2 separate regions of the Homo sapiens genome follow, and region 1 is linked to region 2. The links are chromatin loops, found by intact Hi-C in ENCODE. Cell type or tissue: Panc1. All regions are shown on one strand. Links, peaks and the distances in the headings refer to the core of each region. The heading gives the core; the rest is flanking DNA.

Region 1 (11,883 bases), core at 3,174-8,173, 60 kb before region 2:
TCATATGTGCCATCTTGAATCCTCTCAGCTCCATCAGTTTATGAGGGTCTTGGCCACTTGTTCTGTCCCAACCAGTTCCGCATGGGCACAGCTCCGTGCAGGCACAACCCGACAGTATTCTCACCTCCGGCCCCCACGGGCTGTTCCATGCTTGCTTGTGTTCCAAATGCTATGGGATCCACTCAATGTCCATGCATGTGCCAGATGGTTCCCCAAGATCAAGAAATCAATCGTGATTAACATCAAGCAGTGGCCAGATCAATCACGTACTTTCATATGAGTTCTCCCTTTTTTCCTATTTCCCCCTCTTCTAGCTTTCCTGTGCTTGCGCTCCCTAACACATTACTAGCCCTTCACTTTTACTTCAATTCTCAAGCCCTAGACAGTGGCCCTAGAAAGCAACCTTTGGTTTGAGATTTGGTGTTGGATTGTTCAGATCATACTTAATAGTGAAAGACTGAATGCTTTCTCCCTTAAAATCAGGAACAAGGCAAGGATGTTTTCTGTCACTACTGCTAGTCAACACCAGAAAGGAATTCCTAGCCAATGCAGTAAGGCAAGGAGAAAAGACATACAGCCAAGAAAGAAGAAAGAAAGAAAGAGAGAGAGAGAGAGAAGAAGAAAAAAAGAAAGAAAGAGAAAGAAAGAAAGAAAGAGAGAGAGAGAAAGAAATCTGCCTGTCTTCACACACAAGATTGTATATGTTGGCTGGATGAGGTGGCTCACGCCTGTAATCTCAACACTTTGGGCGGCTGAGGAGGGCAGATCACTTGAGGTCAGGAGTTCAAGACCAGACTGGCCAACATGGTAAAACCCCATCTCTACTAAAAATACAAAAATTAGTCAGGCGTGGTGACACATGCCTGTAGTCCCAGCTACTTGGGAGGCTGACACACGAGAATCACTTGAACCTGGAAGGCAGAGGTTGCAGTGAACCAGCAGCACGCCACTGCACTCCAACCTGGGTGATATAGTGAGACTCTATCTCAAAAAAAAAAAGAAAAAAGACTTTATATGTTTAAAAATCCCATAGAACTAAAAAGTTTAGCAAGGTCACAGGATGTAAATCAATATACAAAGATAAAAAATAAATAGTATATTCCTATACACTCCCAATGAATGACTAGAAATGAAAACTAAGAGATAGTGCTGAAAAAATAAATATTTGAGTATAAATCTGTATGCTGAAGGCTACAGAACATTAATGAAATAATACCTAAATAAATGGAGACATATACCATGTTCATGGATTAGAAGACTCAATATTGTGAAGCTGTCAACTGTGGTCAAGCTGATCTACAGATTCAATCCAATCCCAAAGAAAATCTAAGGATAATTGTTAGTAGAAGTCAACAAGCTAATTCTAAAATTTATATGAAAAAGAAAAGGAAATGGAATAACAAAAAGAGTTTTTAAAAAGAACAAAGTTAGGAGAGTGACATCATCTGATTTCAAGACTTAGTATTAATATAAAGCTACAGTAAGCAGACAGTGTGGGAATGGTAAAGGGACAGACATACAGGTCAGTGGAGCAGAGAATTCATAAATGGAACCACACAAATGTGGCCAAGTGATTTTTATTTATTTATTTTGGAGACAGAGTCTCACTCTGTCACTCAGGTAGGAGTGCAGTGGTGTGATCTCAGCTCACTGCAACCTCCAAGGTTCAAGCACTTCTCGTTCCTCAGCCTCCCAAGTAGCTGGGACTACAGGCAGGCACACACCACCATGCCTGGCTAATTTTTTTATTTTTTTTTTAAAGATGGGTTTTTGCCATATTGGCCAGGCTGGTCTCGATTCCTGACCTCAGGTGATCCACCTGCCTCGGCCTCCCAAAGTGCTGGGATTACAGGCGTGAGCCACCACGCCCGACCTGTATTTTTTTTTTTTTTAAGATGGGTTTTTGCCATATTGGCCAGGCTGGTCTTGACTCCTGACCTCAGGTGATCTGCCCGCATCAGCCTCCCAAAGTGTTGGGATTACAGGCATGAGACACTGCATCCGGCCAGCCAAGTGACTTTTGAGAAAGATGCGAAGGCAATCTAATTGAGAAAGGATAACTTTTTTTTTTTTTTTCCAGAAATGGGGTTGGAAAAACTGGATGGCCACATGTGGGAAAAAAAAAAAGAATGTCAACCCTTATCTCACATGTTATACAAAAATTAACTCAAAATTTATCATACACTTCAATATAAAATGTAAAACAATAGAGCTTTTAGAAAAAAACATTGGGGAATTGTAACCTTGGGATAAGCAAAGTGTTCTTAGATATGACACCAATGCATGATCCATAAAAGAAATAATAAACTAGATTTCCTTCAAAATTTAAACATTTACTTGTATTAATTTTGTTAAGAGAATGAAAAAATAAGGCCAGGCACGGTGGCTCACGCCTATAATCCTAGCACTTTGGGAAGCCGAGGCAGGCAGATCACCTGAGGTCAGGAATTTGAGACCAGCCTGGCCAACATGGTGAAACCCCGTCTCTACTAAAAATACAAAAGTTAGCCAGGCGTGGTGGCATATGTCTGTAATTCCAGCTACTTGGGAGGCTGAGGCAGGAGAATCGCTTGAACCCGGGAGGCGGAGGTGGCAGTGAGCCAAGATCGTGCCACTGCACTCCAGTCTGGGTGACAGAGTGAGAATCTGTCTAAAAAAAAAAAAAAGAATGGAAAAATAAGCCACAGTTTGGGAAAAAATATTTGCAAACCAAATATCCAACAAAAGATTTATATCCAGATTATATAAAGAACTCTAGGAGCTTAACAATAAAAAGACAAACAGGCCAGGCACAGTGGCTCACGCCTATAATTCTAGCACTTTAGGGAGCCAAGGTTCATGGGTCGCTTGAGCCAGGTATTTGAGACCAGCCTGGGCAACATGGTGAAACCCCACTTGTACAAAGAATACAAAAATTAGCCAGGTGTGGTGGTGCACACCTGTGGTCTCAGCTACTTGGGAGGCTGAGGTGGGAGGATCACTTAAGCCTGGGAGGTCAAAGCTGTACTACTGAGCCATGATCACAGCACTGCACTCCAGCCTGGGTGACAGAGCAAGACCCTGTCTCCAAAAAAAAAAAAAAGACAAACAATATGGTTTTTTTTTTTTGACACAGTTTCATTCTTGTGGGTCAGGCTGGAGTGCAATGGCACAATCTTGGCTCACTGCAACCTCCACCTCCTGGATTCAAGCAATTCTCCTGCCTCAGCCTCCCAAGTAGCTGGGATTACAGGCGTGAGCCATCACGCTTGGCTAATTTTTGTATTATTAGTAGAGACGGGGTTTCACCATGTTGGCCAGGCTGGTCTCAAACTCCTGACCTCAAGCAATCCACCCACCTTGGCTTCCCAAAGTGCTGGAATTACAGGCCTGAGCCGCCGCACCGGGCCACAATACAATTTTTTAAATGGGCAAACGATTTGAACAGATACTTATCAAAGAAGATATATGAATGGTAAATTAATGAATGAAAAGATACTCAATGTCATTCCCTAGTCACTAGGAAAATTTATATGAAAACCACATTGGGATGCTATTACACTTATTAAAATGGCTAAGTTCTAAAAAACAAACAATATCAAGTGCTATCAATATCATAGCATGACCAAGCCGGATTTATTCCAGGAAGCAAGAGTGATTCAATAATTTTAAGAGTTTAAAAAATCAACCAACATAAGACTGAGCACGGTGGCTCACGCCTGTAAACCCAACACTTTGGGAGGCTGAGGTGGGAAGATCCCTTGAGCCCAGGAGTTCGAGACCAGCCTGGACAACACAGTGAAACACAGGCCAAGGTGGGGGGATCACCTTAGGTCAGGAGTTTGAGACCAGCCTGGCCAACATGGCGAAACTTCATCTCTACCAAAAATACAAAAATTAGCCAGACGTGGTAGTGCATGCCTGTAATCCCAGCTACTCCAGAGGCTGAGGCAGGAGAATAGCTCGAACCCAGGAGGCAGAGATTGCAGTGAGCCGAGATCTCACCATTGTACTCCAGCCTAGGTGACAGAGTGAGACTCTGTCTCAAAAAAACAAACAAACAAACAAACAAAAAACCAGATTAATAAGAGAAGAACATAACAGAGGGCCAGGCGCGGTGGCTCACACCTGTAATCCCAGTACTTTCGGAGGCCGAGGCGGGCAGATCAGAGGTCAGGGGATCGAGACATCCTGGCCAACATGGTGAAACCCTGTCTCTACTAAAAATACAAAAATCAGCTGGGCGTGGTGGTACATGCCTGTAGTCCCAGCTACTTGGGAGGCTGAGGCAGGAGAATGGCTTGAACCAGGGAGTTGGAGGTTGCAGTGAGCAGAGGTCGCACCACTGCATTCCAGCCTGGTGACAGAGTGAGACTCCTTCTCAAAAAAAAAAAAAAAAAAAAAAGCCGGGCGCAGTGGCTAATGCCTGTAATCCCAGCACTTTGGGAGGCCGAGGTGGGTGGATTACCTGAGGTCAGGTGTTCAAAACCAGCCTGGTCAACAGGGCGAAACCCCGTCTCTACTAAAAATACAAAACTTAGCCTGGTGTGGTGGCATGCACCTGTAGAACCAGCTACTCTGGAGGCTGAGGCAGGAGAATCACTTGAACCCGGGATTGTGCCCCACTGCACTCCAGCCTGGGCAACAGAGCGAGATTCCATTAAAAAAAAAAAAAGAACATAATAAATATATTTCATAATAGTTTTACTTGATTATGGGAGCTTTCAGAATGAAGACCCAAAGACCCAGGGTGAACTGTGCACTTTTATACTTAGGTTCAATCAAGTATAGACAACTGCATAGAAATATGATTGGACCAAAAGGGTGTGATCTAATAGTAAGAGGCTGAGTATGGAAACCCAGCAAGGCCAGTCTGTTTAGACTTTTCTTGGCCTCTCTGTGCACGTTCCTTCCTTCCAGGTATGCGGCAGGACGTTCCCTGGAATGAGGGTCCCATGACCTACAATCAAACAAGGTAGGTCAGAAAAATGTCTTTCTGGCCAGCTGTTACACAGAAAGGTGAAGGAGGGTTAGGGTCATATTTGTAGGCATTGTGGCTGGCTTCAGGGAAGAGGGTTCTGGTTTCTATGATCCACTTTGGGGAACAGGAATTGTAGTTTCCATGGCTCGCCTCAGGGGAGAATGAGGGGTGAGAGACAGAAGGGCAGGGAAAGGTCAGGGAGAAACTTTGCTTCTGAAGCTTTTACTTTGAGGCATTGTTTTCTGAGCCCCAACAACCTCAAGCCAGAAACAACCCAAATATCCACCAATAGGAGAATGTGGAACTATATTGTGGGCTAGTCACACAATGGAATACTAAACATTAAGAACAAGTGAACTGGCCGGGTGCAGTGGCTCACGCCTGTAATCCTAGCACTTTAGGAGGCCAAGGCAGGCAGATCACCTGAGGTCAGGAGTTCAAGACCAGCCTGGCCAACATGGTGAAACCCCATCTCTACTAAAAGTATAAAAATTGGGGCCGGGCACGGTGGCTCATACCTGTAATCCCAGCACTTTGGGAGGCCGAGGAGGGTGGATCACGAGGTCAGGAGACCGAGACCAGCCTGGCCAACATGGTGAAACCCCGTCTCTACTAAAACTACAAAAAATTAGCCGGGCATGGTGGCAGGCACCTGTAGTCACAGCTACTCGAGAGGCTGAGGCAGGAGAATCTCTTGAACCTGGTAGGTGGAGGTTGCAGTGAGCTGAGACCGCGCCTCTGCACCCCAACCTGGGCAACAGAGCGAGACTCTGTCTCAAAAAGAAAAAAAAGGATAAAAATTAGCCAGGCGTGGTGGTGCGTGCCTGCAATCCCAGCTACCTGGGAGGCTGAGGCAGGAGAATATCTGGAACCCGGGAGGCAGAGGCTCCAGTGAGCCGAGACTGTGCCACTTCACTCCAGCCTGGGCAATAGAGCAAGACTCTGTCTCAAAAAAAAAAAAAAAAAAGAACAATTGTACAATTGTGCTTCAGAACATCACACGTACTCCATAAATATATACACCTATTATGTACCCACACAAATTAAAAATTAGGCCAGGCACAGTGGCTCATGCCTGGAATTCCAGCACTTTGGGAGGCCAAGGTGGACGAATTGCTCAAGCGCAGGAGTTCGAGGCCAGCCTGGGCAACATGGTGAAACCCTGTCTGTGCCAAAACTATAAAAAATAGCTGAGTGTGGTGGCCACACATCTATAGTTCCAGGTACTCAGGAGGCTGAGGTGAGAGGATTGCTGGAGACCAGGAGATGGAGGTTGCAGTGAGTTGAGACTGTGCCACTGTACTCCAACCTAGGCAACCTTGTCTCAAAAAAAAAATTAAAAATGTGAAAAGAGAATGATTGAGCTATTGTTACACAGAACAACATTTATGAACTTCACAAACATAATATGAATAAGATAAGTCAAATGTAAATGAATATACTGAATGATTTCATTTATAAAAATTCCAAAAACAGGCAAAACTTTTCTATGATGATAAAAGTCGAATCCATGGTAATCTTCTAGGAGTTAATGACTTGGAGGGTATGAGGAACGCTTCTAGATGCTGATCATGCCCTAATCTTGATGGTAATTACATAGGTGTGTTCACTTTGTAAAAATTTATCAAACTAAACATTTAAGATTTCTGCCATTTTCTGTATATTATTCATTAATAAAATGTTTACTTGGCTGGGCGCGTTGGCTCATGCCTGTAATCCCAACACTATAGGAGGCCGAGGCAGGCAGATCACCTGAGGTCGGGAGTTCGAGACCAGCCTGACCCACATGGAGAAACCCCGTCTCTACTAAAAATACAAAATTAGCTGGGCGTGGTGGCACATGCCTGTAATCCCAGCTACTCAGGAGGCTCAGGCAGGAGAATCGTTTGAACCCAGGAGGCGGAGGTTGCGGTGAGCCGAGATCGCGCCATTGCACTCCAGCCTGGGCAACAAGAGCGAAATTCCATCTCAAAAATAAATAAATAAATAAAAACAAAATGTTTAAGCAAACAGCTTTGGCTTGTTTTATATAGATATCATTCAAAAATACTTGATAAATACTAAAAGGTATAGAAGAGAATAAAAATGACCCATATTCTCCCACTCCTGTTCACACTTTGGTGGGCCACCCCATTCAGTGTATACATATCCTAAAAGCCTCACTCACCGAAGACAAAATTTCACAAGCCATAGATCAAATGCTAAGGCTAGAAGGACACTGATATAAAAGCTGAAGGCACCGGGCACAGTGGTTCACACATGTAATACCCAGCACTTTGGTAGGCTTAGGCAGGAGGATCCCTTGAGCTCAGGAGTTCGAGACTAGCCTGGGCAACATAGTGAGACATGTCTCTACAAAAAATTTATATTTATTCTTATTTTTTTGAGACAGAGAGTCTCACTCTATGGCCCAGGCTGGATTGCAGTGGTGCGATCATGGCTCACTGCAACCTCCACCTCCCGGGTTCAGGCAATTCTCATGCCTCAGCCTCCTAAGTAGCTGAGATTACAGGCATGCATCACCATGCCCAGCTAATTTTTGTATTTTTAGTAGAGACAGGGTTTCACCATGTTGGCCAGGCTGGTCTCAAACTCCTGGCCTCAAGTGTTCCACCCACCTCGGCCTCCCATAGTGCTAGGATTACAGGTGGCACCACCATTCCTGGTCTTTTTTTATTTTCAATTTTTTTGTGGACAAAATTTTTTTAAAAAATTAGCTGGGCTACTCAGGAGGCTGAGGTGAGAGGATTGCTTGAGCCCAGGAGGTTGAGGCTGCAGTGAGCCATGATTGCACCACTGCACTCCAGCCTGGGCAACAGAGCAAGACTTTGTCTCAATAAATAAATAAATAAATAAAAGCTCACGAGATGGAATAAACTCTTGACTAGACACAAAGAGAGAGGTGGATAATAGAAAGCTAAAACTGAAGAATTCACATAGAAGGCAATACAGCAAAAGTGATGAAAAATATCAAAGAAAATTAGGAGAAATGGAGGATAATATTAGAAGGTCAAGCATCCATATGATAGGAATTTCTAGAAGTACCATATAGAGGGAATGACAAGAGAGGCATAGTCAAAGGCATAAAGGCTGAGAATTCTCAAAAAGTGAGTAAGTTCTCAGAATAAAGAGACATGAGTTCTCAGAATAAAGAAGCCCAATGAAAGACAGGCTAAATAAGTAAAAATACACATTTCGCCTAGATACACTGTAATTCAGAATGCCAAAAATAAGGATAAAATCTTAAAAGCAACTCTGAGGGAGAAAAACAATTACCTACAAAGAAATGACAAATAAACCAACAGAATTCTCCTGAGCCACAAAAGGAGCAAGAAAACAATGGAATAATACCTTTAGGGTGTTGAGGAAAATTAACTACCAACTCAGATTAACATACCTAGCTAAACTGTCAGTAAAGAGTGTGAGCAGGCTGGGTGAGGTGTCTCATGCCTGTAATCCCAGCAGTTTGGGAGGCCAAGGTGGAAGGATCGCTTAAGCCCAGGAGTCGAGACTAGCTCTGGTAACTTAGCGAGATCCTGTTTCTACAAAAAATTTAAAAATTAACTAGGCATGGTGGCACATGCCTATAATCTCAACTACTTGGGAGGCTGAGGTGAGACAATCCCTTGAGCTGGAGAGATCAAGGCTGAAGTGACTCCTGATCATGCCATTGCAGCCCAGCCCGCGTGACAGAGCTAAAACAAAAAAGGGGAGTGAAAGGAAAATGTTTTCTTCTTTTTCTTTTCTCTTTTTTTTTTTTTGAGATGGAGTCTCACTTTGTTGCCCAGGCTGGAGTGAAGTGGCACCATCTTGGCTCACTGCAAACTCCGCCTCCCGGGTTCAAGCGATTCTCCTGCCTCAGCCTCCTGAGTAGCTGGGATTACAGGCACCCACCACCACACCTGGCTAATTTTTGTATTTTCAGTAGAGATGGGGTTTCACCATGTTGGTCAGGTTGGTCTCAAACTCCTGACCTCGTGATCTGCCCACCTCAGCCTCCCAAAGTGCTGGGATTACAGGCATGAGCCACCGCACCTGGCCCAATGTTTTCTTCTTCTTCATTTCAACACTATCCACTTGGAGAGGAAAGCATTTTCAAACCTACAAATCCCAAGATTTTTCACCCCCAAACTTTTGCTGCAAAAACTCTTAAAAGAGATTCTCTGCCAAAAAGAAACATAAATTAAAAGGGAAGGAGTATCAAGGAGCGGTAGTGAACAAATAATTTAATAAATGATATTGGTAAATCTAGCTATTATCCTAGGATAGAAGTTCAGCTGCTCTGACAGAGATCCAAAATACTAGCAGCTCACAAAGATAGAATTTTCTTTCTCCCTAAGTAACAGTCTGGGCATAAATAGTCATACGGCAGCTCCGAGTTATTGGAGACTCAGGTTCCTTATGTTTTCTTTCTTTCTTTCCTTTTTTCTTTTTTTTTTTTGAGACAGAGTCTCGCTCTTGTTGCCCAGGCTAGAGTGCAGTGGCATGATCTCAGCTCACTGCAACCTCCACCTCCCGGGTTCAAGTGATTGTCCTGCTTCAGCCTCCTAAGTATCTGGGATTACAGGTGCCCGCCAGTATGCCAGCTGATTTTTGTATTTTTAGTAGGAACGGGGTTTCACCATGTTGGCCAGGCTGGTCTCAAATTCCTGACCTCGTGATCGACCTGCCTCGGCCTCCCAAAGTGCTGGGATTACAGGTGTGAGCCACCACGCCCAGCTCGGGGCTTTTCTTTGAGACAGATCTTTGTTCTTGTTGCCCAGGCTGGAATGCAGTGGTGCAATCTCAGCTCACTGCAACCTCCGCCTCTGGGTTCAGGTGATTCTCCTGCCTCAGCCTCTCAAGTAGCTGAGATTACAGGTGCACATCACCACCCCCAGCTAATTTTTGTGTTTTTAGTAGAGATGGGGTTTCACCATGTTGGCCAGGCTGGTCTCGAACTCCTGACCTCAAGTGATCCAACCGCCTCATCCTCCCAAAGTGCTGGGATTATAGGCGTGAGCCACCACGCCCTGCCCCTTATGTTTTCTTGCTTCTTGATCCCTGTAATATTGCTCTGAACCCCCTAGTTCAAGATGGCTCACCACTGCACCCTCCTTCCCATCAACAGAAAGGGCAGGGTGTGCTGTTTCCTTTCAAGAGTAGGATCTGTAAGTCACACACACTGTATCACTCCTCTTACATCCCATAATCCATAGCTAGCTCCAAAGGAGGCTGGGAAATATAGTTCTTATCGGGTCTACCACATGTCCAGATAAAAAATTTTATTACTTTGCAAGACAGGAAGAGTGGATATTGGGGGACAACCAGCAACTCTGCCACAACCATTGTCTGTAAAAACTATATAATCCTAATGAAATTTTTGACATGAAATAATATAATTAAATCAAGAAGGAAATGTATCTAGGCAAGAAAGCCTGGAGCAGGGATATGTATTGAATGATCATTTGTACAGTTTGCAAAATGACACTCATTCAGTGTCAAGTGTCTGCAAAAGAGTGAAATTTCCATCTAAAATCAAGAAGTTCCATCTAAAATATAATAAGAAAAGACTAAGACTTTCACAAAGATGGAAGATCATGCAAATGACAATGTTAAGAATTAGATTGAGAGCCGGACGCGGTGGCTCATGCCTGTAATTCCAGTACTTTGGGAGGCCGAGGCAGGTGGATCACAAGGTCAGGAGTTCGAGACCAGCCTGGCCAACATAGTGAAACCCGGTCTCTACTAAAAATACAAAAAATTAGCCGGGCGTGGTGGCAGGTGCCTGTAGTCCCAGCTACTTGGGAGGCTGAGGCAGGAGAATCACTTGAACCCGGGAGGCAGAAGTTGCAGTGAGCCGAGATTGTGCCACTGCACTCCAGCCTGGGCAACAAGAGTGAAACTCTGGCACACACACACACAAAAGAATTAAATTGATACACTAAGATATGTCAAATCACATTCAGAAGACGGGCAGTAAATTTATACACTATCTAACTGTTAAAAAGGTGGAGTTCACATTTCAGACAAAAGTAACCAGGGTTATTTTTCAAGGTTTATGATATTTCCAGACTTACTATAATGCTACAGTAATCAGGACAATGGGATGTTGGCCTTAGGACAAACCAAAAGATCAATGGAGCAAGGAATCTAGAAATAGACCCATATATATATATATATTTTTTAAAGGCAGCTTAAAATAACAACTATATCTTCTTTTTTTGTTTTTTGAGACAGGGTCTTGCTTTGTAGCCTAGGCAAGGAGTGCAGTGGCATGATCATGGCTCAGTGCAGCCTCTCAACCTCTCAGACTCAAGCAATCCTCCCACCTCAGCCTCTCAAGTAGCTGGGACTACAGGTGTGTGCCACCACATCTGGCTAATTTTTAGATTTTTTATAGAGATGGGGTTTTGCGTTGTTGCCCAGGCTGGTCTGGAACTCCTGGGCTCAAGCAATCCTTACCTCTCAGCCTCCTAAAGTGCTGGGATCACAGGCATGCACCACCACACCCAGCCAACAATCCTGTCTTTGAAAACTAAGAAGCACATTTCTATTTCATAGGTTCAAGAGGAAATTGTTGCAGGAACGTTATTTCCTAATCTTGATGCTTCCTTCCATGCAGTGGGAGCTAAATCTGCATGACACACCCAGCCTCTCCCTTCTCCTTTCCACCCTCAGGCCTGGAGAAAGAGTGACTTACCTGACTGGTGAATGTGGGAACCGTAAAATGGGCCCACTTGACTCACCCACTCCCTTTCTCTTCCTGGGAGTGAGTGAGCCGCCCACAGGCAGTGGTCATTCTCTGCTCCTGCACCTGCCACCGCCAGCATCACAGTGACCAGGGGTTAAGGTGGCCAAATCCCCCTTTTCAGAAACCCATTTGGCTGTTTTACCTACCCTCATCCTCCAATCTTATTTCTATCAGTTTTTTTAAAAATGAT
Region 2 (11,883 bases), core at 2,500-7,499:
AAAAAAAAAGATATTGGGGAATTTCTTGATTTGCTGAGGTCATTCTGGCTCATTTGTCAGCCTTGCGATTTCCTAAGGAAATATGACCCTCATTTGATTGGTGTTCCCTGCAGTGAATTATTGCCACTTTTTGGGAGCAAGGCAGCCTGTAACAAATGGCGAATGAGCTTTCCATTAACAATGGGGGTTCACTTTGTGGTGAGGAAACCGCGTTCACTCCAAATTTGGGCATTGGAATGAATGATGTTCTATGCATATTTGGAGTCAGTGTAAATATTGACCTGTTTTCCTGCTGCTAGGGTTAGGGCCCTGGTTATGGGCCTACCTGCTGGGAGGATGTGCCTGCTGGTAAGAAAGAGGCTTCTATGACTCTTCAGGGAGGGAGGACGGGGGTGTCATCACGGTATCCTTCCATGATAATATACCCTGCTGAGAAAGGAGGAACTCTGGACACACTGCTGTCTAGAAACCAGCCTGGAGCTCCCTTTATAGGTGCGTTGGTTAAATGATGGAACGTGATAAGGGAGTCATCAGTGATATCAGTGCAGGAGTGCAGGGGTGACTCTAAGAGGGGTGTTGAGGGTAAAAGGGTGGCGGTGTTAGGAGGGGAGCATTTACGGAGGGAGAGAAAGGATTGGAGAATGGCTGAGTGCAGGGTCTGGATGCGGGAAGGGGATACTGTTTGAAGTGCCCTGTGGCTGAGCATATCTTGCAAGTCATGTGATGAATAAACTTGCAGGGGTTTATAGAAGATGAAATTTTGTGCCTCTGGGATAATTAAAGAGGCTGTGGCTAAAATGTTTAGGCAAAGAGGCCAACTTTTTTTTTTTTTTTTTTTTTGAGACGGAGTTTCGCTCTTGTTGCCCAGGCTGGAGTGCAATGGCGCGATCTCGGCTCACTGCAACCTCCGCCTCCCAGGTTAAAGCGATTCTCCTGCCTCAGCCTCCCTAGTAGCTGGGATTACAGGCATGTACCACCATGCCCGGCTAATTTTGTATTTTCAGTAGAGATGGGGTTTCTCCATGTTCGTCAGGCTGGTCTCGAACTCCTGACCTCAGGGGATCTGCCCGCCTCGGCCTCCCAAAGTGTGGGGATTACAGGCATGAGCCACCGTGCCCAGCCGTGAGGCCAACTTTTATAGATAAGATCTAGCTGCTTGAAGAAGTATGCAACAGGTTGAAGAGAGTCCCCTGTGGGCTGGGCCAAAAGGCCTAAAGCTCCGTTTTGGGAGCTGTGTAAGTATAAATGGAAAGGTCGGCTGGGGTTAAGGAGACCCAAAGCAGGGGCCCAGGTTAGAGCTTGTTTTAAGCAGGACAAAGCATGATGAAGTTCAGGAGTAGGGGCAATAAGCTCAGCGAGGTTTCCCTTTGAGGCCTCATATAATGGCGTGGCAATCACTACAAAATTGGCAATCCATAGCTGGAAGTACTCCATGAGTCCCAAGAAAGAGAGACAGTCTCTTTTGGTATGAGGGAATAGGATGCTCTGGACCATCTGCTTGTGTGTTGAGGGAATTTCCCAGGTGGCAGGGGTAATCATGAGGCCCAGGTATGAAACCTTGGAGGAGGCTAATTGGGCCTTTTTTTTTTTTTGGACAGCTGGTAGCTGTACTGGGTGAGGGAGTTTAAAAGGGTAACAGTATGCTGAATAGAGAGTTCCTCTGAAGGGGAACAGAGCAGCAGATCATCTACATAGCGAAGGAGGATGGGAGGTGTTAGGCAAAGTTTAGAGAGGTCTGCTTGAAGGGCTTGTCCAAAAAAGTTGGGGGGCTGTGTCTGAAACCCTGGGGGAGGACAGTCCATGTGAGCTGTTGGGAAATGTTGGTATCTGGATCCATCTGGGTAAAAGCAAACAGGTTTTGGGAAGAAGGGTATAGAGGTATAGTGAAAAAGGCATCTTTTTTTTTTTTTTTTGAGACAGAGTCTCGCTCTGTCGCCCAGGCTGGAGTGCAGTGGCGCAATCTCGGCTCACTGCAAGCTCCGCCTCCCGGGTTCATGCCGTTCTCCTGCCTCAGCCTCCTGAGTAGCTGGGACTACAAGCGCCCGCCGCCATGCCAGGCTAATTTTTTGCATTTTTAGTAGAGACGGGGTTTCACCGTGTTAGCCAGGGTGGTCTTGATCTCCCAACCCCGTGATCCGTCCGCCTCAGCCTCCCAAAGTGCTGGGATTACAGGCGAGAGCCACTGTGCCTGGCCTGAAAAAGGCACTTTGAGGTCTAGTACTGAAAAATGACTGGTATGAGGGGGGATTCTGGAGAGGAGTGTATAGGGATTAGGAACGACTGGGTGTGTAGGGATGACAGCAGAATTGATTTGACGAAGGTCCTGGACAAGCCGGTAGGACCCATCCAGCTTCCGGACAGGGACAATAGGGGTGTTATGAGGGGAATGGGTTGGAATGAGGATGTTGGCAGCTAACAGTTGGGAGATGATGGGCTTGAGTCCCCGAAGCCTCTCAGGGCTGACAGAATACTGTTGGACTGTGATCTAATGAGAAGGATCCTTTAATGAAATTTTAATGGGGAGTGGTGGGCCGCCACGACTGCAGAATTTGTGTTGACCAAACAATAGGATTTGTTTGAGTTATAATGCTAAGGTCAGGTGTTGGCTCCTTAACTTCAGGTAGGGAGAATTTGGGTTCCTGGCATAAAAATAAGTAGGGATGGCTTTGGCCAAGAGCCCAAAGGTGGAGGAAGCCACGCAATTTGTGCAGCAGGTCTCTACTTAGAAGAGGCATGGGGCAATGTGGGATTAACAGGAAGCAATGTATGAGGGTGACGTCCCGAAAGGAACAATATAAGGGGAGTGTTTGGAGGGGAGTTTTCTGAATGCCCTTTATGCCAACAACAGAGATTAAGGAGCAAATTAGAGGTGTGGGGAACAATCTTGGCAGAGGGAAGGACGTGAGCAAAGGTAAATGAAGGAACTTCTTGCCATTTGCCATTTCGATAAATGAAGTTATCTAAATCCCTTAAAATTTGGTGGTCGAATGTGCCGTTTTCAGGCCAACGGTTGCCCTTGGCCTGAGGCCAGGCAGTATTGCAAAAGAATATAAGGCACTTTACTTTAATGTCCCCCTTTATACCGAGTTTAGAAAGGTTACAAATCAGGAAACCTAGAGGGGAGGAAGGAGTAATTTGAGATTGATTGGAGCCCATTGAGATTTGGCAAGGAAAGGCCAGGGGTGTCTGCCGTTAGACTAGGCATCCCCAGAAAAAGGGCAGAGACGGGAGATCCTCTCAAGAGGAGGTAGACTGAGGGGAAAGGTCAGGCATCCCTGAACGTCACCCTCCCAAGGTCTCTGATGGTCCTAATGGTCCCCAGGAGACCGGGACTGCGGACCTGAGTCTCCTGGGTAGCACAGGAGAGACAGGTGGGGGCAAACCTTACTAATTAGTGTCTGGTGTTGGATGTTTTAGAAGGAACCAGCAAAGGACCTCTCAAACTGGAGCCGTTGGGGAGAAACAGAAAGTAAATTGCCCAGATCCAGCGGTTGGAGGCAAAATTCTGGGTCCGGGAGTTTTGAGAACCCATCCAGGGGTAGCCCTGGCCACAGCCTCGAAGTCCTCTCCTGTCACTCAATTACCTCATGCAAATCACTTTTAAAAAAGAGGAAGAGTTGAGGGACTAGGCGGGAAGCCAGAGAACCCTCAGGATCCAGGAATTAGCCAGGGATGAGCTGTCGGGGCCCACTGCTTCCTGGGTTGCAAGAGTTCTCAGCCCCAAGACTCATCCCGGGGTTTGGCAGCAAGTATTGGAATAGAAAGATGAAGGAAAGAAGAGGCAAGAAGGCAGTTCTACAGTGGAGATGGATTTATTAAGAGTAAACCTGAGAAGGGCTTCTGGCCAGCAGGCTCAGGAGCAAGCTTCTCATATAGCCTGAGGCTTTTTAAAGGGCCTGGTTGGGGAAGTGTGCTTTTTTTTTTTTTTTTTTGAGACAGAGTTTCACTCCTGTTGCCCAGGCTGGAGTGCAATGGTGGGATCTCAGCTCACTGCAACCTCCGCCTCCCAGGTTCAAGCAATTCTCCTGCCTCAGCCTCCTGAGTAGCTGGGATTACAGGCGCCTGCCACCACACCCAGCTAATTTTTTTGTATTTTTAGTAGAGACCTGGTTTCACCATGTTGGCCAGGCTGGTCTTGAACTCCTGACCTCAGGTTATCTGCCCACCACAGCCTCCCAAAGTGCTGAGATTACAGGCATGAGCCACCGCGCCCAGCCCGGAAGTGTGCTTTGAGGAAAGATTCTATGTGGAGGAGTTGGGGAAGTGCTGGCTGGTTGTGACTGTTGGGGACTTTGTGAGGTTCTGCTGCAGTTACAGCCTTATGCTCTGTTGAAGCTATGGGCAGGGTTGACATTTGCGGACAGTTTTGAGACATGGAAACTTGATACTTTTAAGATGGTGGAGACTTGTGAAGATGGCGGCACTCTTGTCCTATTAGACACAGCCTGTTGGGGGCCCCTCTCTCTTGGCTCCTCAGGGGCCAGCATGGCCACCTCAATCCCACCAGCTTCGAGACCTCAACTTCTCTGTGGGCCTCAGTGTCCTCATCTGCAACTTGGAACAAAAACTCTGTCCTCAGCCAGCAGCCCTGGGGAGCTGGGAGAAACCAGGCAATCAGCCCACTAGGTGGGCAGAGGAGAGGGTTCCAGGAGACAGCTGCAAAGCCTCCTGGGACTCTGAGGACAGAGAACCCTGGGGGTGGGGCTGGAGCTTTCTAGGGGCTGCCAGTGGTTGAACCCAAGGGCCGAGGCGGCAGCTGGGGGCCCTCTGCAGTGAGGAGGAGGTCCCGGCTGGAGGTCGGGAGAGGGGTCACCCAGCTTTGCAATCTGATGGGCAGGGAGGAGAAAGAGGCTATGGTGCGCCTGCATGGGTGCATTGGAAGCTATAAGGCTCCAGTGCGCGGGGCCGATGGGCTCTAGGACCCTGGAATTCTCTCAGCACCCGCCCACACACTGACCAGTCCCCAAGGCTTATTAGTATTGTGATCGCTATTATCGAAGGACCCCCTCTCCCTGTCTCCTGCGCCCACCCACAGCTGTCCAGACTGGGGGATGCGAGGATGCCCTCCAGGTGTCCACAGCTGGGGTTCTGGGCCAGGGATTACCAGAGTCTGAGCAGCCTTGGGGGACGCTGAGGCAGGGGGCCGGGGAGGAGGGCACCCGGGAAGAGGGTAGGGCAGGAGGTTTATGGGAGGCCCCACAGGAAGAGAGGACGCCCTTCCCTCCCATCCCCCGCAGGGAGGAGCTGAGGCTGGAGCCTGGGAGGGGAAGATGGGAAAGGCGCTCCTGGCAGAAGGAACAGCGTGTGCTAAGGCCGGAGTGAGGCAGTAGCTGAGAAGCAGTTCTGTCTGGCCAAGGGGCCAGGAGGGAGGAAGAAACGGGTGGCGCGCAGGGCACCCACGGCAGGGCCTTGAATGCCGGGATAACTCATTCCTCGCTCCTAGCGCGGGGCTGGGCCGCCCTTGGGCCCTGGGGAGGGCGTCAGGCGGGACCCTTTGTCCCTCCCTCCGCCCCCTCCCCTTCACTCTCCCCTTTCTCCCCCTCCCGCCCCTCCCCTCCTCCTCCCCGCTCTCCCCGGCCCTGTCCCGGGAAGGCTGGACCGGCCCGCGGCTTGCCCTTTCAAGTCGGCCTCCCGGAGTCTCCGGAGCCGTCCGAGCGCTGGGGCCGCTGGCGCGGACTTCAAAGCCCGCCGCCCCCAGCCAGATCCGGTTGCGGGTGGGGCGGGCGAGCTGGGAGGGAGGCGGGTTTCGGTGGATTCCCCTTTCATCCCGCGGCTGCAGCCGGGCGCAGACCTCGGGGAGGCCCGGCGCGTCCCCGCTGGGCAAGTCCCTGCAGGGCAGCGACCGGGAACGGAGGGCTGGGGACGCCACGAGGCCGCGCCGCAGGGCGGGGGAGGCCTGAACCCAGACTGGGGGCTTCGGACCCGCCTGCGCTGTGGGACCTCAGGCCAGCGCCTACCTGTCGCTGGGCCTCAGCTTTCCTGAATGCCCTACTCCCTGCCCAGGACTCCTCTGGGGAGGGGCATTCGGGAACATTCAGTGGCCCTTGGACAGCTGAGATAGGAACAGGAAGCTAAGCTGGGAGCCCGGGCTCTCCTTGGGGTACCTGCCCGACCCCACCCATCCCACCGGAGAGGAACCGCTTCCTGCATCAGCCAAGCCCTGCCCGCAGTGTAACCCGTGGTCCAGCCTGGCCCTCTCTGGGCCTCAGCTTCCTGGAAGGCTGAGGGGGTGGCGGCTGAATGCCCTCCCTCCGGGTTGAGGTGTAGCGCATTCCTTCTTGCCGTCCTGTTTCCCGGTCCCTAAAGTAAGGGTGGAGGGAAATGGCTCTCCCTTTCTGGTGTAACCATAAGGAAGTGGCTGCCTGACATTCTGTAGCCGTCCGCGTGCCCCATCCAAGCCCCACAGAGCCCTGTGTGTAGATTAAGAACATCCTTTTTTTAGGTGAACAGCCTGAGGCAGAGGGGGTGTCGCTTGCCCCAGGTCTCAGCTGGCAGGAAAACTGGGACTTGACACAAAGTTACTTGGGCTTTCCTCCACCTTCCTCCCTGCCCGTGGTCCCCACTGATTGCAAAACAGTCATAGGGGAGGTGAGTCCAGGCTGGGAATTTGGAAAGCAGACACTGACATAACGTGGGGTGCAGGCGCAGGAGTAGTATCACCCCCGCTTTACAGACCCAGAAACGGACACCGAGAGGTTGCGAAGCCAGACAAGGGGCAGAGCTGGGTATTGACGCAGATTTTTGGGGCCCCAGAGACTTGAGGTTTAGCCACTGCCTCTGGGGTGAGAGGGGCAGGGCACTTACTGTGTGTCAGGCCCAGGCTGGGAAGCATCTTGATCAACACAAGAACCCCAGCTGGGAGGTGGTGGTGTAGGAAAGGGGTCCAGATCCAGACCCCAAGAGAGGGTTCTTGGATCTCTCGCAAGAAAGAATTCAGGGTGAGTCCATAAAGTAAAAGCAAGTTTATTAAGAAAGTAAAGGAATAGGCCGGGCATGGTGGCTCATGCCTATAATCCCAGCACTTTAGGAGGCCGAGGTGTGCGGATCACGGGGTCAAGAGATCGAGATCATTCTGGCCAACATGGTGAAACCCCATCTCTACTAAAAAATACAAAAATTAGCTGGGCGTAGTGGTGCGCGCCTGTAGTCCCAGCTACTCGGGAGGCTGAGGCTGGAGAACAGCTTAAACCTGGGAGGCGGAGGTTGCGGTGAGCCAAGATCACACCACAGCACTCCAGCCTAGCAACAGAGCGAGACTCCGTCTTAAAGAAGAAGAAGAAAAAAAAAAAAAGTAAAGGAATAGGCCAGGCACGGCGGCTCACCCCTGTAATCCCAGCACTTTGGGACGCTGAGGTGGGCAGATCACCTGAGGTCGGGAGTTTGAGATCAGCCTGGCCAACATGGAGAAATCCCATCTCTACTAAAAATACAAAAATTAGCCAGGCATGGTTGCATGTGCCTGTAATCCCAGCTACTCAGGAGGCTGAGGCAAGAGAATGGCTTGAACCCAGGAGGCGGAGGTTGCAGTGAGCTGAGATCGCACCACTGCACTCCAGCCTGGGCGACAGAGCAAGACTCTGTCTCAAAAGAATGACTACACCATAGAGCAGCGCTGAGGGCTGCTGGTTGCCCATTTTTATGGTTATTTCTTGATGATATGCTAAACAAGGGGTGGATTATTCATGTCTCCCCTTTTTAGACCATATAGGGTAACTTCCTGTCATTGCCATGGCATTTGTAAATTGTCATGGCGCTGGTGGGAGTCTAGCAATGAGGACAACCAGAGGTCACTCTGGTTGCCATCTTGGTTTTGGGGGGTTTGGCCAGCTTCTTAACTGCAACCTGTTTTATCAGCAATGTCTTTATAGCCTGTATTTTGTGCCGACCTCCTATCTCATCCTGTGACTTAGAATGCCTTAACCGTCTGAGAATGCAGCAGCCCAGTAGGTCTTGCCTCATTTTACCCAGCCCCATTCAAGATGGAATTGCCCTGGTTCAGACACCTCTGACAGTGATACGACCATTGCGCAGGCCTGGGACTGAGACACAGAGAAGTGAATGGTGAGGCCAGGCACAGTGGCTCATGCCTGTAATCCCAGCACTTTGGGAGGCCGAGGCGGGTGGATCACCTGATGTCAGCGGTTCGAGACCAGCCTGGGCAACATGGTGAAACCCCATTGCTACTAAGAATACAAAAATTAGGCCAGGTGCAGTGGCTTACGCCTGTAATCCCAGCACTTTGGGAGGCCAAAGCAGGTGAATCACCTGAGGTCAGGAGTTCAAGACCATCCTGGCCAACATGATGAAACCCTGTCTCTAATGAAAATACAAAAATCAGCCACTCGTGGTGGCAGGCACCTGTAATCCCAGCTACTCTGGAAGCTGAGGCAAGAGAATCACTTGAACCGGGGAGGTGGAGGTTGCTGTGAGCCGAGATCGCACCACTGCACTCCAGCCTGGGCGACAGAGCGAGACTCCATCTCAAAACAAACAAACAAAAAAATTAGCTGGGCGTGGTGGCACGCCCCTGTAATCCCAGCTACTCTTGAGGCTGAGGCAGGAGAATCACTTGAACCAGGGAGGTGGCAGTTGCAGTGAGCTGAGATCACACCACTGCACTCCAGCCTGGCGACAGAACGAGACTCCATCTCAAATAAAAAGTAAATGGTGGGCCCCAGTCTCACCAGAAGTGACTGAGTCAGAATTGGAACCCAGTCTGCCTGGCTCCTATGCCCCTGCACTTGATTTAGAGCTTTGCCCAAAGAGAGCTGTACTGCTTACCCACTCGCACCAAACACTGCATGGTTCCAGAGCCCTGGAAGGGTGTCTCTGCGTGGGGCCTAATCTGCCAAGAGGGGGCAGTTTTAACGGGCTTCCAGCATGATGCTGAATGTACCCAGGCTGGTGGGCTGGGACAAGTGCCCAGGTATCTAGCAGATGCCGCCCCAGCCCAGAGATTTAAAATTCCTCCCTGGAAAAATCAGATAATCAAAGAAGTCAAATACCGTGAAATGAATGTGATCCCTGCCAGAAGCCCAGAGGGAACATCTGAGAAACACTGCATTGCAAGTGCAGGCACGGGACCCTCCCCCTTGCCGTATAGGCAGGGAAACTGAGGCACGGTATGTGGCAGGGAGATGTTCACAGATAGGATCCCCATCCCTTTGCGCAGCGTTCATTCAGGGCCTTCTCTGTGGCAGGCTCTGTGTTAGGGACCTGTCCAGTCTCTGCATTCTTGGAGCTCAGGGGCTACTGAGTATGGTCCATGTGTGCCAGCAATGCCACCACTGTTCCGTCCTGATTGTGGTAAGTGCCACACAAGGAGAACTGTGGGGAGCTGGTTTCATTTGGAAGAGCTTCCCTGAGGAGGTGACATCTGAGATCTGATGTTAAGTGGGAACCCGTGAAGCTGGTAGGAGAGCATTCTGGGTAGAGAGGAGGGCATGTGCAAAGGCCCTGGGGTGTGAAGGAGTTTGGCTCAGGAGCTAAAGGAGAAGCCAGAGGCCTACTGCAGAGTGTGAGGGGAAGCACAGAGGGGGAAGAAGGAGAGAGGAGGGAGGAGGCAGAGGGGCCGGGGCCTTGGGGCTCAGAGGAGTCCCCAGGACTTCAGTGCTGGGGTGCCGGGGGGAGGGACAAGCAGGGGGAGTCAAGGCTGGCAACCAGGAATCCTGCCGGACGGACGTGCTCAGGGACACCCCAGGACTGCAAACCCCAGGAGAGTCCTGACTGGGAACAGGAGAGCAGAGGGAGCGGTCTCCAGTCTTGCTCTAAAGCCGGCTCTGTTCTCTCCTAAAAGAAAAAGGAGATCAAAAGGAAAATTTGCAAGTTAGATTTACCCTCAATTCTATTAAACCACCAAAAACTGTCGATAAATAATATTAAGGTCTTTTTTTCTTTTTGAGACGGAGTCTTTGTCACCCAGGCTGGAGTGCAGTGGCATGATTTCGGCTTACTGCAACCTCCGCCTCCTGGGTTCAAGCAATTCTCCTGCCTCAGCCTCCCAAGTAGCTGGGATTACAGGCATGAGCCACCCTGCCCGGCCCATAATATTAGGGTCTTAACTCCACAAACGCTAGAAATTTCAGCCTGGAAGGCCCATGGAGGCCATTCCCTGTCCTCCCAGCATTGGGGATGCGGGAGGGGAGCCAAGAGGCTCTGGGTGGGAAGGTCTGGCCGGGTCTGTTCAGCCAGTGGGCCCCTCCCCATCCTTCTTGGGCAGGCCCCCAGGTAGACCCAGGGGTGTCCCCAGGTGTGGTCTGGTCCTTCTCAGAAGTGCAGTGTTTACAGGGATGGGCTGTTCCTCTGGTAGGATGGACAGCTGCTTGGAGGAGGGTGGTGAACACCTTTTTTTTTTTTTGAGAGGGAGTCTTGCTCAGTTGCCCAGGCTGCAGTGCAATGGCGAAATCTCAGTTCATTGCAACCTCTGCGTCCCGGGTTCAAGCGACCCTGTCACCTCAGCCTCCCGAGTAGCTGGGATTACAGGCACGCGCCACCACGCTTGGCTAATTTAAAACATATATTTTTAGTAGACATGGGGTTTCACCATGTTGGCCAGGCTGGTCTGGAACTCCTGAGCTCAAGTGATCTGCCCGCCTCGGTCTCCCAAAGTGCTGGGATTACAGGCGTGAGCCACTGAGCTGGCCAGGGGTGAGCAACTCTTATTCCTTGTCTGGAGAAGGAGGGAAAGAGAGTGGAGGGAGAGGAAGGACAGGGAGGAGGAGGGAGTCAGAAGAGAAGAAAGCGGGAAGGAGGAGGAGAGAGAGAGGGAAAAACAGAGAGAAGAAGGGGAGAGAGGAGGCAAGCAGCAGGGAGGGAGAGAAGGAAGAGAGGAAGGGGGAAAGGAAAACAGACAGGAAGGAGGGAGGGAGGAAGGAGGGAGGGAGACATGAGGGAGTTAAGGGGGAGGGAGGGAACAAGTGGAGAAAGCAAAGGAGAGAGAAGGGAGGGAGGAAGGAGGGGTAAGAAGGGAGGAAGAAGAAAATTAGGGGGTAGAAGGAAGGGGGCAAGAATGTGGAGGGAGGGGAGAGATGAGGGAGGAAAAGGGAGGAGAGAGGAAAGGAGAGAGGAGGAGGGGGAGAATGAGGGAGGGGAGGAGAGGAGAGGGGAGAGGAAGAGGGAAGGGGGAGGAGGCTGTGCCGAGTGGCAGTCACTGGGGAGGGGTGTCCCCACTGTCTGTCACTTCCCTCATAATGGTATCAGCTCCTCCCCGCTGCTGGCCTTGGGCCAGGGATCTCCGGGTGGTGCCCACCTAATCCTCACAAAAGGACTCGACCTCAGTCACCCAGCTCACCAGACCCCAAGCCTGGGCAGTTCACCTGAGGTCTTCCACCCCAGGCCCTCCCTGGGCCTAACCCACGGGTTGACTCAGGAGCCAGGTGCCATGCGTGTCCATGCGTTCATGCGTGTGCTGTGTGTGTGTGCGCGTGTGTGTGGTTAGGAGTGCAGACCTGGGCAGGACTGACTGGGTCTGGATCCTGGCTTTGCCACTTCCTGGCTGTGTGACCTTGGGTGAGTGACCCAACTTCTCTGTGCCTCAAGTGTGAGGAGTAAATGAGTAAATCAGAGAAATCCCACAGCACAGTGCCTGAAATAGAGTTAGTGTTCAACTTTATCTACTATGATTATTATTCCAAAAAGGCTGACCATGAGATTTCTTTAGGAACGGGCTCTAAACTGGAGGAAAGGGTTTGTGGATGGGTCTCAGAAGGTCCTAGAAGGGCCTAGAACTGGTTGTAAAGTTTTTGTGGTTGAGTGGGGTGTTTTTCTGGACAAAGCAGGTCCTCAGCTTACAGTGTTCTCATGACCCCTCAGGTTGTGTCCCTTGCACCAGGGTGGTGGCACCTCCAGTACTTTGGAGGTTTCATCCCACACAACTTTTTATTG

The links. Peaks named below come from ENCODE experiments on the same cell type or tissue, not always from the same donor. Only the 100,000 strongest peaks of a DNase experiment are listed, where the experiment ranks them.
Region 1: a loop joins it to region 2, with 12 times the contacts of the local background. A loop is called at or near these places in 4 of 110 quality-filtered maps.

The regions. Positions count from the first base shown.
Region 1 is chr9:129,531,312-129,543,194 of GRCh38, forward strand. No RefSeq gene overlaps it. Among named protein-coding and RNA genes, the nearest start is that of LINC00963, 49 kb to the left of the region's middle. In Panc1, for the core only: no CTCF peak of the experiment used is centred there; no DNase peak of the experiment used is centred there.
Region 2 is chr9:129,591,820-129,603,702 of GRCh38, forward strand. No RefSeq gene overlaps it. Among named protein-coding and RNA genes, the nearest start is that of C9orf50, 23 kb to the right of the region's middle. RefSeq lists a silencer at 5,598-5,817 and enhancers at 8,451-8,950, 11,200-11,319. In Panc1, for the core only: no CTCF peak of the experiment used is centred there; no DNase peak of the experiment used is centred there; H3K4me3 peaks cover 963 bases; H3K27ac peaks cover 317 bases.